Regions from separate parts of the Homo sapiens genome. Here region 1 is linked to region 2. A link is a loop called in an ENCODE intact Hi-C map of the cell type or tissue named here. Cell type or tissue: PC-3. All regions are shown on one strand. Links, peaks and the distances in the headings refer to the core of each region. The heading gives the core; the rest is flanking DNA. Region 1 overlaps REEP3 (receptor accessory protein 3). Region 2 overlaps REEP3 (receptor accessory protein 3).

Region 1 (9,700 bases), core at 750-8,749, 50 kb after region 2:
TCCAAAATATAAAAATTCCAGAAGCTTATTTTTCATCATCTTTCATTTCTTTATAATTCTAATAATGTTCTTACAAAAGGGTTGCGAGTCTGAAATACTGATTAGTGCCTTGCTGTAATGCAAATGGATTGTTTTAAAGGAACAAGGAGTGGTAATATAGTGCTGTATTTGTATAGTTGATACAAAATTTATATAGATAATATACTTCTTTGTAGATAATATAGTTCTTTGTATCATAAGGATATAAAGGATATTTATACAGAATATCACATTTGTGCCTTTCAGCAATGTCTGTGAGTTAATGAAGAACAGATGTGTCCTCATTTTAGAGATGCAGTAAAGTCATACAACTACTTAGAATTAGTGATGTTGGGTGGGTGTGGTGGCTCACGCCTGTAATCCCAGCACTTTGGGAGACAGAGGCGGGTGGATCACCTGAGGTCAGGAGTTCGAGACCAACTGGCCAGCATGGGAACCCTGTCTCTATTAAAAATACAAAAATTAGCCAGGCATGGTGTGCATGCCTGTAATCCCAGCTACTAGTGGGGCTGAAGCAGGAGGATCGCTTGAACCTGGGAGGTGGAGGTTGCAGTGAGCTGAAATCATGCCACTGCACCCCAGCCTGGGCAACAGAGTGAGACTCTGTCTCAAAAAAAAAAAACAAAAACAAAAACAAAAAGAAGTAGTGATGTCACTTATACCAACTCTAATTAGGATAATGAATTAGGATAATGATGTGTTTTGCATTTTATGAAGCTCTCAATTCTGTAAACTAGAAGTAATATGACATAGAAATATTAGTAAGTTTTACCTTATGCATAAAAATGGAAAAATGTGAATTCTAAAAGTTGTTATAATTTCATAAAAACAATTTCAAAGTTGGCTGGAAGAAGGAATTTAATATTGCTTTTATCCCATTGCTACGGGCAGGGCCACTTTAAATGGAAAAAAGAAATATTGCCTATCCTTTGTTGAGATATCTTTATTATCAGATTTTGAAGAATTTAAACTGCACGTAAAATGCTACTGGTTGACCTTTAAATAACAAACTAAGTACTCAGTTCTTTCGTTAATATAACTGGAGAGTTTATTAACCTTCAAAAAAAAAACTTCTCTGGATAGAATAAGTATGTTAGAACAAAGGTCATCAATTTCTGTTCAGCAAATTGTATACTGGTAGATGGTTATACTTCTGTAGCTAATATACACTGCTTATTTGGGTTTAAATGCTACCACTTTGTTTTTGTCCTAATATAGAATAGATGGAAACTTTATCCTTTTGTACTGTCTCATTTTCATCTGATTATTTAAGAAAAATGAATTGTACCTAGTAAGCAAATTCTAGGGTTCTATGGAAAATCTAGAACTATATGAACCATCTGAAAAGAGTCAATCACACCCCTATCCTCCTAGAAATAACTTTTAAAGGTTAAGGTCATACGGTTAGACACATGCTAATATTTCAGCTTGTTTTGTAGACATACGCCATTCTACGGCCAGCACTTAAAGATTTTAATCATGGTTGATATGAAAAATTGAGACTATAAAATAAAGGTATTGATAATTCTGAGGGAAGATGAATTAGAACTAGTCTTCAATTTAAATTATTTTATTTGTTTAAAAAGTAACATGTTTTATGGCTTAAAATAAATGCTTTTAGTAGAGATGATTCATATTTATTATAGAAACACTGCCAGAAAGAATAAAGAAATCTAAAACTCTCCCCTAGATCCACTGCCCAGAAATAATCAATGATAACATTTGATTATCTAATTTCATATTATTAGTAGAGAAAGAAGATTGATAGACTACATAGAAATGGGATCTTAAAAATATATGTCACTTAAAATAAAAATCCTTAAGCTGGGCATGGTGGTGTATGCCTGTTGTCTCAGCACTTTGGGAGGCTGAGGTGGGAGGATGGCTAGAAACCAGGAGTTTGCCATCAGCCTAGGAGACAGAGTGAGACCTTGTCTATTTAAAAAAACAAAACAAAACAAAAAACCTTTAAATTACATTTTGCTTAAATTTAACAGGTGATAAGTAAAACTGAAGGAATAAATAAATTGTACTTAACCGGTAGAAATGTCAGGGTCCAACATAATCTTTTAAGAAAAGGATTATGAAAGGCTGGTGTTCCAATTCTAAAAAGCATCTGTCTTTCTGCTATGGTAGATAAAATTTGCCCTCAAGCTTCCTTCCTCCCTTCTCCCTTCCCCATCCTTTTCAGATTTTTATTACATATTATTTTTTAACCAAGATGTAGAACACATTCTAGTTTACAGTCTTAATACTGTGGATACATTAAAAGGCATGAAATGATTTTAATTAAAAACAAACATAAAGCTCCACACTGACAAATTTTACAAATGATCTTTTCAAGGCAGCTTAAATGTGTATTGCTACAAATGTGCTGTACAGCCATCTCACAAATATGTTATTTTGCTGTTTGCTAGACTTTGTTCTCATACTAACTGGAAATATAAATTGCATTTCCAAGTTGAATTTCATGAGGTACTGTAGAGAATGTTGTAATAAAATCCAGACAGTCCCTCTATTACATTCTTTTCTCCTAATACTTCTGTAATTCAATCTTAAAAGACCAATCAAGTTTGTCTAGAAAAATCACTTCCTTATAGGCCACTAATGTTGCTTACTGTTAAGCTTCAGATAATTTTTAGATACTCAAATTTTCTTGTTTTAATATCATAAAGTCACTGAAAATCGAACTGAGAATATTTTACAATTTTTGTTGCGTTTTAAAATGGTAACAGTATTTGGCAGCTCAGCTCTGTGACCGTTTCCTGACACTACACTACTATTTCTCAAAAAATCATCACCAGGTTTTCTCTCATATCCTCTAGTGTAATGTTTTTCAAACCCAATCACCTGGAGAGTTTTTTTAAGAAAAAAAGTATGTCCAGGTGCCATCCCAAATCAGTTAAATCAGAATCTTTGGCAATGAAGTCTGAGAAAGGGTTTTTAAAGCTTTTAAATATGGTATAATACTTTGTAAGCTCTAATTCTAAATGAAGAACCCAAAGCGTCTCTATGACAATGGATAATCTTAATTTATCATGTGTTCAGTAACAGTGAACATAATTTTAACATTTTTTTAAAGAGATGGGGTCTTGCTATGTTGCCCAGGCTGATCTCGAACTGCTAGGCTCAAGAAATACTCCCACCTCAGCCTCCTGAGTAGCTGTGACCATAGGTACACACCACTGTACCTGGATTCTTAAGATTTTCTAAGAGCTTAAAGTTACATGAAAAATATATGGTCTATCAACCATGTTTCTCAAATTAAATGACAGCATCAATTTCCAACATTGGTAAAGCTATAAAACTGCTCTTCTGGCTCAAAGCTATAATTTTAAATTACCCCATCTTACAAAATTCAAAGGGTCAGTATGGTTAGAAAATTTTGCCTGTTTATCAGAAAGTTTTAGGATTGGTTTGACAGATTAAATGTTACCAAAACATAAGACCCTAATAAACCTATAGTTAAACAAGAATCTGGTTAGGAGTAAAAGAAGTAAATGGCCACTGATTTCAGGGCCCATCTGTAGACTAGCATTCTTCATACAAAAAAAAAAAGTGTTATTTAACCTAAAGTTGGCAATCTGTTGGTATTTCGGGCAACTGTAGGAGTGCAGTATAGGTATAGATAACTTTTGAAGTGAAATCTAGTAAATTTAGTTACTTTGCATTCTTTAACTAGAAATCTTTGTGAACAGATCTGCAAATCTACTAGCTAATGTCTCACGGTTATGTTCTTGAGGGGCAGTGAGGCTGTGAATGTCCTCTACTGATCAAGTGAGCACAGCACATGGAATGACAAGGAAGCAAGGGGATAGTCTCACAGGCCAAATAAATCCTGGCTATCAGTAGGTGACAGATGTCTTAGCCAGATCACCCCCACAGCAATGTTGACCACATGGAAAACACACATGGAAAATTCACCATTTAATAATGTTCATTTTCCTCATCTTTATTTATTTATTTATTTTTTTGAGATGGAGTCTCGCTCTGTCGCCCAGGCTGGAGTGTAGTGGCTTGATCTTGGCTCACGGCAACCTCTGCTTCCTGGGTTCAAGCGATTCTCCTGCCTCAGCCTCCCGAGTATCTGGGATTACAGGCACGTGCCACCACATCCAGCTAATTTTTGTATTTTTAGTAGAGACAGGGTTTTGCCATGTTGGCCAGGCTGATCTTGAACTCCTGACATCAGGTGATCCGCCCGCCTTGGCCTCCCAAAGTGCCAGGATTATACATGTGAGCCACCGCACCCGGCCCGTTTTCCTCGTCTTATATAAATGACACTCTGTGTGCATCAAGAATCAGAGCTGCACATCAAGTATAAAATGTTAATATTAGATGTTATCTCCCACTGATAGGTTTAGAACCATCCAGATTCTGGGCTAATGTTATTTTCTTACTAATTATGGGGAATTGCTGTGAAATATCACTCAAAAATTTAAATTACTCTTATGTAGGTATTAGGGAGTTTCAAGCAATGTGACATTTTTGATAGGCTAAACTAACAAAATAGGCAAGAAATATCATGAAAAATAAGAAGCAGAAGCTGTGGAGTGAAGAATATTATTCTACATTTCAATATCAACACTATCTCTTAGGCCTGTCTTAAACTGGAAGGAGCTATAGTGCAGGCACATTAATTTACACATTTTTTAGACATTTTCTTTTTATAGCAATATCCCATGTATCAAATGAATAGACAAGAAAACAACTGTTATCTGAATAGACAAGAAATCAATGGGGGTCGGGGGGGGAAGAAAGCTTTTAAGTGGCTATCTATGTATGTACCTCCAGAACCTCAAAAATCCCTTGGGTAAATAAGAAATTGGACATTCTTCTTTGGATTCATACCAGCTTTGAGAAAAAGAAAGGACAAGAGACAGCCTGCCTGGCGATTTCATAGAGGTTCTGGCCTTCTGTTCACATACTCATCATGACAGGTGCAGCCCCTTCCCTGCCTCCATCTGTGGCCTGGCTCAGCACTGAAACTGGCCTCTACACCAGGAAGAAGCATATGGGCTGGGACAGGATCAGCCTCTCCTTTCCGTTGCTACCTGCTCCCTGCTTCTCTAAGCTCGCCCCTTTAGTTACTGTAGATATCTTGGTCCTGACTCACTGCAAGTGTTAAACATGTTTTTAATGTAATCATTGATTAAAGGAAAAGAATATATGACACACACTTCTAAGTTATGAAGCACACACAGTAAAATGAGCCCAGTGAATCCGGCATCCAACTTAAGAAGCAGAATATCAAATATCATTGTTCCAGATCCCTCTCCTCTCCCAGACTCTCAGAGCTAACCCCTATCCTATAATTTATCATTATTGTCTTTTCTGAAAAATAGACTTGCTAAATATATATATGTGTGTATGTATACATTACTAAACTATACATTGTTCAGTTTTGCCTATGGTAGGGCCTTTAAAATGCTATCATACCATAGGTAATCATATCTGGCTTGCTTTAAAAAAAACAAAACACAAACACTATAACTTTCCTAACGGTCATCCAAGTTGAGGCTTCTAAGTAGTAGTTCCTGTTGTATAATATTCCATTTTGTACATAAACCAATGTTTACTTACCAATTCTTCTGTCCACGTAAACTATTATTTTTCATAGACTTTTGCTTTAAGGATTTTCCTATAAATATCCTTGCAAATGTCTTTTGATGCATATGCCAAATTTCTTTGATGGTACATAGCTAGTTGTGGGATTGCTGGGTTATAGGGTATGTGAGTGATTAACACTATAAGTTAGGGCCAAATTGTTTTCCAAAGCAGTTCCAGCATCTTACTCTCCTACTGGCATCATGAAAAGGATCCTGTTGCTGTACACATCTTTGCCAACACTTGGTATTTTCAGACTTCTTAATTTTTGCAATCTAGTAAGTGTGAAATGGAATTTCAATGTGGTTGTAATTTACATTTTCTTGAAAACTAATGAGTTTTGTCTATCTTTTTATATGTCTAGTTGCCATTGGTTTCCTCTTCTATGAGATACCAGTTCATTTGTCCACTTTTCTTTTTAGGTTAATTTTTTTTCTTACTGATTTTAAAGAATTCTTTTTATCTTCTGATTATTATACTTTATTAGTTATCTAAGCAATGTAACTGTTGACGTTTTTTACTCTCACTGGGCAACAATCCTAGTGCTGGCTTCTCCCATTGCACCCTCCTTCCTTGCCCCAAGTTAGAAAGGAATTGAGAAAACAGCAATATGAGTTTCTAATTAGCTTTTAAAATTCTATATCCTGAGGATATTTTAAATAATTTAGATACTTTTCACATAGAGAGAGATAAAATTATTATCAGGAATGGTGAATGTAATAGAAATGGACATTCAACCACCACTGTGGATAATAACTGAATCTTGATAGGGTGATGATATGTGAGTGTACACATCTGATGAAACACATAGAAATTATTATATATAAATTCTATCTCAACAAGGAGGATTTAAAATAACAGGTGTAAATTATAGCACATTAAGGTCTATGTCCGGAGCTCAACTGCCATATAGCTTTGCTACTTGGCAGCTGTGTGACCACTTTGGGAAGTTATTTCACATTTCTAAGCCTGAGGTTTCTCATTGGTGAAATGAACATAACAGCAGTACCTGTGTCATGAAGATGGTTGTGAAACAGAAACAAATTAGTTTGAAACTGCTTAGAATAATGCCTGATGCAGAATGAGCATCAGATACATGGTAGGCTATAAAACATGTAGACAAATGTTATCTGTTGCTTCCTCTATGGTTTGTTGTAGGGTCTGAAAAATTCTTCTCTACCAAATTGTGATATTCTCCTACCTTTTCTTCCAAAAGTTTAAGTGCTGTACTTTTTACACTTGGGCAGATAATACATTTACGATTTATTTTTGAGTCTGCTGTGTAGTAAAGATCTTTATTTTTTAATTTTTTTTTCTGAGAGATAACCAATTATCACAACACTATTTATTAAGTTAGGTATACTTTCCCATTGATTTTGAATTCTACCACTGTCATATCAGATTCTTTGCAAGCTTGGGTTAATTTCTGGATTTGTTACATGTTCTATTAAGTCTACTGTCAATCACAGCAACAATACTACAAGGTTGTAATTCCTACATTATAATAAATCATGACATGTAATAGTGAAAGTTTTTATTCCTTTTTCTTCACAGTTGTCTTCTTGATTCTGGGGCTTTTGCTCTTTCATATGAACTTTATAGGTAATTAGCCTATCAGGTTCCATGAAAACAACAATAAAAATCCTGTTGGAATTCCATTAAATTTATAGACTTTTTAGGAGATGAACTGATAATCATTAATTAATATTGACCCATTAACATAAACTATACATTTATTCAGATATCCTTTTATCTTTCAATCATGTTTTATACTTTATAGTTCTTTTCCTTCCAGTATTTTAGTCTGTCTTTTAACAGGAAGATAAAATTTGTTGATATTTATTGTTATTATTGATATATTTGAACCCATTTCTACCATCTTTTTTTCCCCTTATGTCTCTCTCACCTACTTGACCCCTTTATTTTGGCCTTCTGTATCTCTTTAGCCTCCTTTCCTCTCTTCTGTTAGTTTTGAAACAATAGATTATATTTCTAATCTTTAAAAATTATTATTTCTCTTCACATGACAGAGACCATACCATTCTCTTCCTACTTTTATTGAGAATGAAGGAAAAAGAAAAACCCAGAGATAAAGGTGAGGAAAGAATAAAAGAGAAGCCAAGTGACAGTGATGGCATACTTTGCAGTGGGAGAGCATAATTTTAGACCTCAAAGGAAAAACTGACTGCTTTCCTTTCTCATACAGTTCCTGCCCTCATCATACACTTAAAAAGTGTGTCTAGGCAGTGTCACTTGTAGGGTTATAGGTCATTTCATTTTCAGTATTTCCTTTATATTTATCAGTCATTCAGGAACTCAAGGTCTCTATTGTAACCATTACTTTTAAAATGGCTTACTATCCTATATTTTTCTGATCCTAGTTTTAGGTGAGCTATTTTAGTTAAAGCACTGTAAGACTTTGTCACCAGCAAAAATCTGAGGCAATTGGGTACAGATTTACACAGAGACAATACATCTGTATCTTAAACTTATAGGAAACCAATTGAAACAAGGCAGTATTTGCATCCTATTTACCACATAAAATATTCAAAACTGGTTGTAGTGGCTCACGCCTGTAATTCCATCACTTTGGGAGACCAAGGAAGGAGGATCACTTGAGGCCAGAAGTTTAAGAACAGTCTGGGCAACATAACAAGGCCCTATCTCTACAAAATATAAAAAATTAGCTGGATGTGGTGGTGTGTGCTTATAGTTCTAGCTACTTAGGAGGTGGAAGCAGGAAGATCGCTGGAGCCCAGGGATTTGAGGTTACAGTGAACTATGACTGTGCCACTGCACTCTAGCCTGAGCAACAGAGGGAGACCCTGTCTCTAAAAAACAAAAAAAAAATAAAAAATAATAATACTTCAAGATATAACATCTAGAAATTCTTAAGAATTATTTCATCATAATAAGCATAATCTTTGTGGACAAAAAAGTTTATTTCCAATTTAAATTTCTCATTTTTACTTAGCAAGGAAAGATCAGGTTTTTTTTAGAATATCTCTACACAGAACTTTCTGACTATTTTTCTCATATAACTTTATTTCACACCTTAATATTTTCAGGTTCTTTAAGATTTACATACTTCCAGGGCAAGCGCGGTGGGTCATGTCTGCAATCCCAGCACTTTGAGAGGCCGAGGTGGGCAGATCACCTGAGGTCAGGACTTTGAGACCAGCCCGGCCAACATGGTGAAACCTTGTCTCTACCAATAATACCAAAAATTAGCTGGCATGGTGGTGGGCGCCTGTAACCCCATCTACCTGGGAGGCTGAGGTAGGAGAATTGCTTGAACCCGGGAGGCGGAGCTTGCAGTGAGCTGAGATCGCGCCACTGCACTCCAGCCTGGGAGACAGAGCGAGACTCCGTCTCAAAAAAAAAAAAAAAGATTTACATACTTCCAAGGCTCTTTCATGTGGACTTATATAGGTATATCTTTAAAGAGTACTTTCATTCACTCACGATCCATTAAACATCCTAAAACCATTATCATTTCTATTTACAAAATTAACTTAGGTATACAAAGTTAAAACAGAAAGTCCCTATATTTCAGAAAACCAGAAAAAAACTACGGTTGATGAAAATTAATAACCAAAAATATAATGCAAATAAAAAGGACTGAATGAACAACTTGGAAGTGTGTTCAGCAATAGTGAGATTGATCAGCTTCCTAAGCAGAAAATAAAGACCACAGCCACAAACCAGTGAAGAACTGATCATGACAATAACGGTATCCATTAGGCAAATATCACCAAATATTCTATTTTATTTCCATATCTGCACTTTCTTCATGTCAACACTCAAGAACGACTAGGCTTGTTGTTCCTGTGGGCCTCTCCAAGAGTCAGTTTGCCCACTTCACAGTTTTGGTGAAAGTGCATTCCACATTTTCTATCTGATCCTCCACAGGAAGCATACAAGCAGTATAGTTTAAGATCTTCAACTAGGGTTCTACCCTGCCTTTATGCCTCTAGTGATGGTATACACACTGCACTCATGATGTTGGCAGTTTCAAAGTTGAACAATTTTAGACGTTATAAAGTTTTCCTCA
Region 2 (9,700 bases), core at 979-8,978:
CCTATTAGTTTTAATACAGATGCTTGTTTGGGTATTTCGCAGGCAATATAAAATGATAACTCAAATAGCTTTTTCAATTGTCTATTTACATGAACAACCCAATAGAAAATAGCCATGAATAACTTCTGAAGCAATTGTAATGTGAAATATGAATACCCGCCTCGGCCTCCCGAAGTGCTGGGATTACAGGCGTGAGCCACCGCGCCCGGCCCCTCCCTACCTGTTTCTAAAAGAGGAAATGATGCTCTTGTATGAGTTCATTCCCTCAGTCCTTCCAAATCCAAACACTAATTTAGTACTTTCACTTCTCAGCTGTATTCATAAGGTTTTTGTTTTTGTTTTTGTTTTTTGAGACAGAGTCTTGCTCTGTCGCCCAGGGTGGAGTGCAGTGGTGCAATCTCGGCTTACTGCAACTTCCACCTTTCTAGTTCAAGCAATTCTCCTGCCTCAGCCTCCTGAGTAGCTGGGATTACAGGCGCACGCCACCATGCCTGGCTAATTTTTTTGTATTTTTAGTAGAGACGGGGTTTCACCATGTTGGCCAGACTGGTCTCGAACTCCTGACCTCAGACAATCTGCCTGCCTCAGCCTCCCAAAGTGCTGGGATTACAGGCATGAGCCACCGCGCCCGGCCCATAAGGTTATCTTTTAGAGTCAATCCTGACTATAGGCCTCCCTCCTAAAAAGAAACGAAGGAAAAAATGACTACAAACTGAACCGTGTGCTTTTTTGTTAAGCTAGCAGGGATTTGGGGAATCATCATGCTTTTTTAAACTAAACAACCCTTTACCGAAAACAAAAAACAAAAAACCCTGTAAATACATTACAAGAGAAACTGTTCTGGCTGAGTCTCTCATTTATACTGCCCTAGACTCTTGGGGAGACTCTAAGAAACCCTTGTGTTCTATGAGAAGGGTTTGAAAATAAGTAATATGGTGAACTCCTCTCATTTTACAAAGGGCCAAAATCAATAAGTTGCTCAAGATCACTGCACTAGGAAATGGCTGAAGGAGGAACAGTCCACCTTGAAGCCCAAAGGATGCAGCTTTTTAAACAAGCGGCTGCCATCAGACCAGTCTCTCCAGTTCTCTAGGATTTCCTGGCTCTCTCCCTCTCCAGTACTCAGCACAGAGACCTCAGTGTACATATTATCACCTCCTTTCCCAGGAAAGTGGAGGCTTAAGTGAAATATGGCTCACTTCACAGAAAATTTAATAAATTCACAGAAAAATAAAAGCATTTAAGTAACTACTTTCTATTTTTCATTATTTCACGTTTTCATTATTTTACAACTGTGTTGATGGTTGTGATCTTCCAAGGGGATAACAACTATAAGTAATGCTCCACAAATTGTTTTAATTTACTTGTTAATAGGGTTGAGTAGAGGCAAAAGGACTGTACAGACGGTAGCCATTTGCTGACATTCCCTGAATGACGAATTGTGGAATGAATTAGAGCTGCTGCACATTCTGAAGATTTCAAAAGTAGCTGTGCTTCAGTTAAGTGCTTATTCAATTTTCAGATGAAGTCATCAAATTAATTTTAAAACTCACAAAATAAATATGTGCTTTAAAATATATGTTTTTTCCTAAGAAAGTAAAAATTATCTGTTTAGGTTGTGAGAATATTTAATAGTGTCAAAAATAAAAGAGAGAGAAAAGGCTTCAACTTTTAGTTAAATACCCAACAGCAAACTATCTAATCAATAGGGTATTTCTAGGCATTTTCCTGGTGAATTGACTACAGTTCTACATATGCAAACCCCATGGCTTTAATTTGTCTTTAATTAATAAATTCTTTGACAATTTGGTCTCTTGAACCTATGATTTTTTTTGTTCTCATCAGAAATATGAACCTTAAATATAGTTGAATACAGGCAAAAATTAAATAAATTCAATGACCATGTATTATTCATGGAAGCAACCATAAAGAAAGTTAACCTTGAAAATATATTGCTTTCTTTTTTTCCATTAATGTATTTGGTTGGGAGTTTATACCAAATGATTACTCAGTGATGCTTTTATTAAAACTACACCTCAAGGCCATTCAGCCTGCTGTTTAAGGTTTTGCTCAAAAGAAATAGCAGAAAGAAGTCAAGGTCAAAAAAAAAAAAAACAAAAACAAAAACACAAAACCTAAATGTATGTGAAGATAAAGGAAATATTCTTTAGATCAACAAAAAACATTGATAACAGAATGTAGTATTAATACCAAAAAATTGAAAGGAAACCAATACACTATCTTATAAACATATGTAACCAAATATAATATAAAGAATTGCTGTTAAAATATGTAAATAGAAGTCAGTAATTTATCAAGTGACTTTAATAAATCACAAATCACCTTTTAAGCTACTGGGAAAAAAGGTTACTAACTTTATTGATAGAAATATATTATCGGGGAAGTGAGAACAAATCGTATTTCTTTCCAGTTCGGAAACAATTGGTAAAATCAACAAACTGTTGTTTAGATATCTTCACAAGAACAATGAATAATGAGAAAGCTATACCCAATATTTCCTTAAAAGTCCCTTTGGCCCTTGTCAATCTACAAGTCCCCCATTCCCAGTGGTGCACAATTTCAACCCAGATGACAGTTCATTTTCAGAAAGGGGGCTTGTATTATAGGAGGCTCACATAACATAGGAATTGCCTGAATATTCTGCACCTCCCTTCTATGTAGCCTAGTCGATAACTATACACAAGTCAAGGAAAAAAAAAAAATTTCCTTGATCCCAGAGAACTTAATTATCCAACAAGGTGAAGTTTACACCTATAAGCACTAAGATGGGGACACATGCACATATACCCTCCTTTTCATTAATCTTTCATGTAAAACATAATTTAGTCAATTCTTGAGGACTCAGGTGGCAACATTAAAAATAACACTCACTGATTCAACTGTAAGCAAATCCTACCTGCCTCATGGCATGGGAATAGAAACATAAACATGATAGTTCCATTCTCAAGGATTCAACATTTCACTGGGCAGAAAAACAAGTAAATAACCATGATTTTTAAAATGCGTGAGTGCACCTGTAGTTCAAGCTACATGGGAAGCTGAGGTGGAGAACTGCTTTGGCCCAGGAATTCGAGGCCAGCCTGGGCAATATAATGAGATCCCGTCCCTAATTTAAAAAGATGTTCTGGGCCAGGTGCGGTGGCTCACGCCTGTAATCTTGGCACTTTGGGAGGCTGAGGTGGGCGGATCACTTGAGGTCAGGAGTTCCAGACCAGCCTGGCCAACATGGTGAAACCCCCTCTCTACTAAAAATACAAAAATTAGCCGGGCATGGTAGTGCGTGTCTGTAATCCCAGCTACTTGGGAGGCTGAGGCAGGAGAATCGCTTGAACCCAGGAGGTGGAAGCTGCAGTGAGGTGAGATCATGACACTATACTCCAACATGGGCAACAGAGCAAGACTCCGTTTCCAAAAAAAAAAAAAAAAAAAAAAAAAAGATGTTCTGCTGTTCTTAGTACATTAGACGTCCTAGCTCCCAGTATGGGTCAAAATCCCAATATTTGGAGGAAAGCTTACTAAAGGGATTATTTATAAATCTGTGTGCAAGGTTCAAGAACACCAATAAAGTATAGTGGCGTGCCCCTGAGCAAGCCACTGCAGGAACTGGTATTATATCTAGGTGAGAAGGAGGTAGGGGAGGAAAAGGCTTCCTGGAACCCAAAGATGGTAAGCAGGTGAGAGCCACGGTCACAGCTAACTGGTGGTGGCAGTGAGGGGGCTAGGAGAACAAATATTGTGACCTCATGCTTTTCCTGTCTTCTGATCTTGTGCAGGGGCCTCTCATGGGCCAAACCCAAAGGAGGCCAGAGATGATCCAGCCTGTATAGACCAGTCTCCTGGGCCATAAGCAGCCGGGCAGAGAAGTATGGAGAGTGGAGGAAAAGCTCCACTGGAGGGGAAAATAGAAGGTTCCAGCACTACTAAACCTGTTAGCCCTTTGAAACACCCAGAATAGAAATCATTTTTCATTACCTCGTCAGCTCAAATGACCATCACCTCCTGTCTGGATTATTTCAGTGGCATCCTAACTGGTCACTCCATTTTTTTGACTCTATTCTGCATACAACAGTCAGGGTGCCTACTTAAAACAGAAGCCAAATCATGCCATTCCTCTGCTCAAACCCCTCCCATGGTTCCCAATCATTGCTTACTATAGCCTGGAAAGCCCTGTGTATCTACGTGGCTCCAGCAATCTCTCTGCCCTCACCTGCTACTGCACCTCCTGTTCTGTTCTGCTTCAGCCACACCTGCTCTTTTACTGGCCCTGGTATGTGCTGATATGCTCCTGCCTCGAGGCCTTTTGCATGCTGTTTCCTTGTCTAAAATGCATTTCCCCCAGTTATCCATGTGAAGAGCTTGCTCACTTGCTTCAGGTCTGTGTTCGAATATCTCCTATCAGAGAGGCGTTTCCTGACTACCCTCTTTAAAATATCAAAATCCTAACTTCCTTATTCTGCTTTATTTTTCTCTTTAGCATGTATCACATATCATAAGCACATCTAACAAATATTTGCTTTCCCCTCTTCCTCTGCTTTTTCCCTAGTAGAATGTAAACCCCATGATGACAAAGACTTTTATTTTGATCACTGATGAATCATCTGTGCCTGGCATAAAAGGTGTAAATAAATGTATGTTGATGGATTGGTGAATGAATGTGGGAATGCACATAGCTTAATGTGTTCCTTTTGGTAAGAACTGCAAAAGGCTAGAAAGTAGATAGGAGGTAAAAACATGATGAGTACATATAAATTAATCTTTTAAGATATCTTTTTTTTTTAAGGAGAAGGAATAAAAAATAGCATGAAGCAACACGAAAGCATGTTTATGTTCTCAAGGATTTAACGTTATACTGGAGAGATAATGAGATTCAAATTATGAGAAAGCAGGAATATTTAATGGAACAAGATCCTGGATGAGATAGACAAGAATAAGATTAGGAACACAGAGGGAAAAGAGTGGGCTCAAGAAAGAAGCAGGGATACCTCTTCCTCTGGGACAGATAGAAAGGAAGAAAAGAGTGGCTGTGTCCAGAAGAGAGTTGAAGGGTTCATGGGTTAGGCCCTCTACCTTTACTCTGCAGTAGGCGGCATATTAGCTGTTAAGGCTGGACATGAGTGGGAAGGTGAGTGGATTTCACAACAGCAGTAAATGTTTAGAAAAGATGTTTTTAAGGATGGGAAAGGGAGCTGTCTAGGGAAGACCTGGAACAGACTATGACCAATGGTGCCTTCACCAGTTCTGGGTGCTGGTGCAAGGGCTATAATGAAAGGTCTAGGACAATGAAACAAGTATGAAAAGTCTAGGACAATGAAACAAGAGAAGTATGGATATGATGTACTGCTGTCCATAAAAGGTAGAATGACAGAGTGTGGCTAGAAAATGGCTGAGCCAGGGCCTGGGTTCCTCAGCCCCTCTTTGCAGGTAGATGAGGAATCTGTTGAGTTCTCACCAAAAGAATATGAGGTGAGGCTTTTGAGAAGTGGGGGTGTCTCTTCCACTTGCTCTTCCTTCCTACTGGCTGGGATGGCAGGGAGCAGAGCACCCTTGGAAGCTATGTGTTGAAGATGGGTAGAATCTGAGTTTTCAAATATTAATAGTTGTGTGGGGAGAACTTCTTGATGAAATGAGCACCTAACCAGGACTTTTATGTGAAAAAGAAATAGATTTCTATAGTTCTTCAGTCATTGCATTATTGTTACATACTATGATCATAGCGGCTTAGCCTACCGCAGTATAAGAGGTTACACTAATCTCTGTAATAATGAGAGAGCAAGGCCACAGCAGCAGTGGTTCCAGAATTAGTTAGGCACTGGTCATAGTACTATTAGCTGCCATCTGTGGCAGGGCTAATGCCCGGACTGGTCGTGACAGTGCTACAATGATTGAGAAATGGAGAAGGGGACCACATTTTAAGCAACTGTGGTTGAGATATCCTCAGGGAAGTATTTTGGAAAGAAATGAAGGGTAGGAAGGATTGATGTTCTCATGCAGCAGACAGAGGCAGAGCTAGAGGAATACCATTTTAAATTATTATTGTGATCCCTTGGCAAGTGTGAAGTCTGTGTGAATTTGTTAGCTATCATCTGCATTCAGTCTACATGGTTTCAGCAGCAATCCTCTTCTACTTTCAATAGGCCAAGAAATCAGATAAATGAACTTGTTAGAAATAGGCACAATATTTCAAGTAAATATATTCTGAGTGGGAGGCCAGTGAATAAAATGCAAAAAAAAAAAAAACATGCATAAACGTCAGTAGGAAAACTCTATAAACAAAGATGTTTGATGTTTTATTTTGCTTACTTTGTTTTCTTTGCCAAGAGTGTATCTAATGCCTTGTACAGTACCTGGCACAAAACAGAAGCTCAAAAATACTTATTAAAAGAATTAATAAGCCGGGTGTCGTGGCTCATGCTTTTAATCCCAGCACTTTGGGAGGTTTAGGTGGGAGGATTGCTTGAGCACAGGAGTTCCAGACCAGCCTGGGCAACACAGCAAGACCCCATCTCTACCCCTACCATAAAAAATTAATTTTTTAAAAAAAGAACGAATGAACTGGGTTAACTTAACAAGTGAGATTATAATTTCCATTTTTTTTCTAATTATTTGGTAATAAACTTCTCTTGAAAGTGGTCACAATGAAATGGCAATCATTTTCACTACTGGAGCACTTTACCTACTATATTTTTTGTGACTAAAGAAATGTGATGAATATTTTCATTTAAAATAAAAATATATAAGTAAAATAATCCTCAAATGGAATCTTAAAGTCATTTAAAAATCAAAAGAAATTGATTTTCCAAGGAAATATGCTCTTATAATTAGGCAAGTTCTTTTGAAGAATATGGAGTCATCTGCGATATAAAGTCATAGTATTTAAAATTACATTCTGATTTATATAGTGCATGGATCAGATTAGCCTACTTAACAAGCCAGCACTTGCTTTATTATTACTCAAATCCATAAGGCTTTTATAAAGACTTAGCATTTCAGAAATCCAGACGGTCATGTGATAGAGTTCTTAGCTTCACTCTCTCAAAGGAATTAGAGGATATTTAAAGCTGGAGTGAATACTGTAAAATGAACATACTCCTAGGCTAAATTTACTATCAAGAAAACCATGCTTCATTTAATAGGTATGCATTTACCTACCCTAATGCCAAATGAAGAGTTAGCTTCATTTCATGATCTCTTAACATTTTCAATAAAACAAGATTCTATGATTTACATTCTTAGAGAAAACTTTTATGAAATTGATTTAGATCCCAGGATAAACAAATAAAGCAAACAAAAAGTAAGCTGCAATTGTAAAATGATCCTCAGGATTTCCATCACAGAAATTGAGAACAATACCCAGGCCCCAAGTATACAAGGAAATATGGTATGGTTGGAGGTACACTGCTGTAGATTTATAAGAGCCATAGATAATAGCAGTAATGGCATATTAACTTCAAAGTATTTTTCTTAAATGATACCTTTATATAACTTGTTATGCTATGACCAGTGAGACATTATGATAGCAATGATAAAGTTAAATGTTATAATTGTAATAATTTACACTTGTATAATAAAAAGAAAAAATGTGATATATTAATTTGATAAACATTACTTAGGGCCTACTACAAACAAAACCTTTGACATGAGATAGTCATAAACCTTGATGTCAAGGTTTTCCTACACCCACAAAGCTTTCATGGGGGGATTAGTATAACATAGAAGGATAAGAATAGGTGATTACCAGCACAATGTCTGATTTAATATATAACTACTAGTATTTTATTACATTACATATTATTCACTGCCTTGTATAAATAAAATTTCTTTACTTCCAAAAGAAAGCCTTTCCTAATTACCCTGACTCCTTCCAGAGATCATATATAATCTCTGTGTACCGTACTTTTCCTTTGTAACATATCCATATGGTTGGTTTATGTAACAACCACCCCTGCCATTTGACTGTAACAACAAATAGGGATCAAAAGTGCCTTGTTCATCTTCATATTCTCAGTACCTAGCACCCTGTGCCTGGAAAGCAAGCACAGAGGATGGCTTCCACTCTTACATTTTAAGGTCTGAATTGATACACAATCCCAACAAGTAACTCTGAACTGCAAGCAGCAGTTTATCACATATAAAATAGCCTATTTTTTCAAAGTTAACAGAGTTTAAACAACTCTTCAAACTCTCTTAATTACAGACTCTTTGAATTATGAAGCTATTAATGCTGGTCTTTAAGAAAAAATGAAAAATCACACATGCCTAATGATTCACTTAAAACCATACTAAGTAAATCCAGAGCATAACATGTTAAAATATGCTTCACTGGAAAAAAAAAATCTCTGCTGAGTCTAAAAAGAAATAAACACTGCTGAATTTCAGACCACCCAATGAGAACTTTATTTTCTGACCATTACTTGTTACCCACTCAAGTCAATTCACCCAAAACATTCATTCTACACCACATTTCAGAGACAACAGAGAGATCCTCTGATACAGATTTTTTTAGAGACAGTATAGAGTTGAAAAGATCTATTCCCGATTCACTAACTTATCCAATAATTTGGTTACTTCATAATGATTCCCCCCCCACTCCATCATTAAAAACAAAGAGGAACAAAATGTGAGAAATCAAATAGAAAAGCTCCCTGTTTTATCCAACCCAGATGGCTTGGTTACGGGATTTTTTCTCAGAGCTGTGCCAAGTTAGAGGCATGGTTGAAAAAAAGCTATTTGAAGTTAAATCCAAAGTGACTAGAGACTGTGGCTGAAAATAGTTTTTTTTTTTTTTTTTTTTAAAAAGATGGGGCATGTGTTGGGGGTGAATATGTTAGCTTAGGATTGATGTGAGCTCCCTCAACTTTGGGGTACTTCTCCCCCCATGCCCATCTAAGCAGGTTTTAACTGTCAGCACCTCCCCAGTACACCAATGACTTGGGAGTTCTACTTTCAGATGCGGAACTGGCAGCAACATTGTTTACCTGCAGTTTCTAATTATCACTGCCAAATACCTCACAGAATATCCTGTTGCTCTGAAGGAGAAAGCCTCACATTATATAAATGTATCTGGTGTTACAGTGAGTTAAAATGGGGCCGACTGTATATAGAAATGGATACCTCTGTCGCAACATTGCACTGGTCTTCCCCAGTGCCCTTGAATCAGAGAAGCCTTATATATCTCAACCCTGACCTCAGTAGAGTCTAAGAAACTTGAGAGATGGGAAAGTACAGATATGTTAAAAAATTAGATGATAATTAATTTAAAAGAAGTGTTAAAGATGCAAAAATCAGGAACTGCTTAAGGGAACTGTTCCCAGGAGCAGAATTTAGGAAGGAATGACTTCTCAGTCCCAAAATAACTCTCTCCATCAACACTGGCTGAGAATTCATACTTCACTTTTTATATTATTTAAAGTTCTATTGATTTATTTGGGATAATAAGCATTTGTAAGAGACACAGTTCCCTTTTAACAGGACCACACAGAATTTCTCGGGATTTTAGCATGGGAAAAAAGACTATTCAAATATAGACTGGACTACACAGCCATCCTACTGGTTATCTTAGTTCCCATACCAAACTGTCATCCTACTTCCTTCTTTCTCTTGGTCTTGGTCCCACTTCTTAGGCACCTAGGCCTTATCTAACTTCACACAGTCGACTCCATCTGGCTCCTTCCACAAAGGA

Evidence for each region. A loop is a pair of places that touch in the nucleus more often than their neighbours do. Peaks named below come from ENCODE experiments on the same cell type or tissue, not always from the same donor. Only the 100,000 strongest peaks of a DNase experiment are listed, where the experiment ranks them.
Region 1: it touches region 2 in a loop (4-fold over the local background); 13 of 110 quality-filtered maps call a loop at or near these places.

What each region holds. Positions count from the first base shown.
Region 1 is chr10:63,533,047-63,542,746 of GRCh38, reverse strand. The region is part of intron 1 of REEP3 (receptor accessory protein 3); the gene reads right to left. Among named protein-coding and RNA genes, the nearest start is that of REEP3, 16 kb to the right of the region's middle. In PC-3, for the core only: no CTCF peak of the experiment used is centred there; no DNase peak of the experiment used is centred there.
Region 2 is chr10:63,583,543-63,593,242 of GRCh38, reverse strand. All of the region lies in intron 2 of REEP3 (receptor accessory protein 3), which reads right to left. LOC105378329 (a long non-coding RNA gene) reads left to right here. Exons shown (of 4, transcript XR_001747467.3): 4 at 1,375-1,461. Among named protein-coding and RNA genes, the nearest start is that of REEP3, 67 kb to the right of the region's middle. RefSeq lists a silencer at 4,140-4,434. In PC-3, for the core only: no CTCF peak of the experiment used is centred there; a DNase peak (open chromatin) is centred at 4,602; H3K4me3 peaks cover 331 bases; H3K27ac peaks cover 1,404 bases.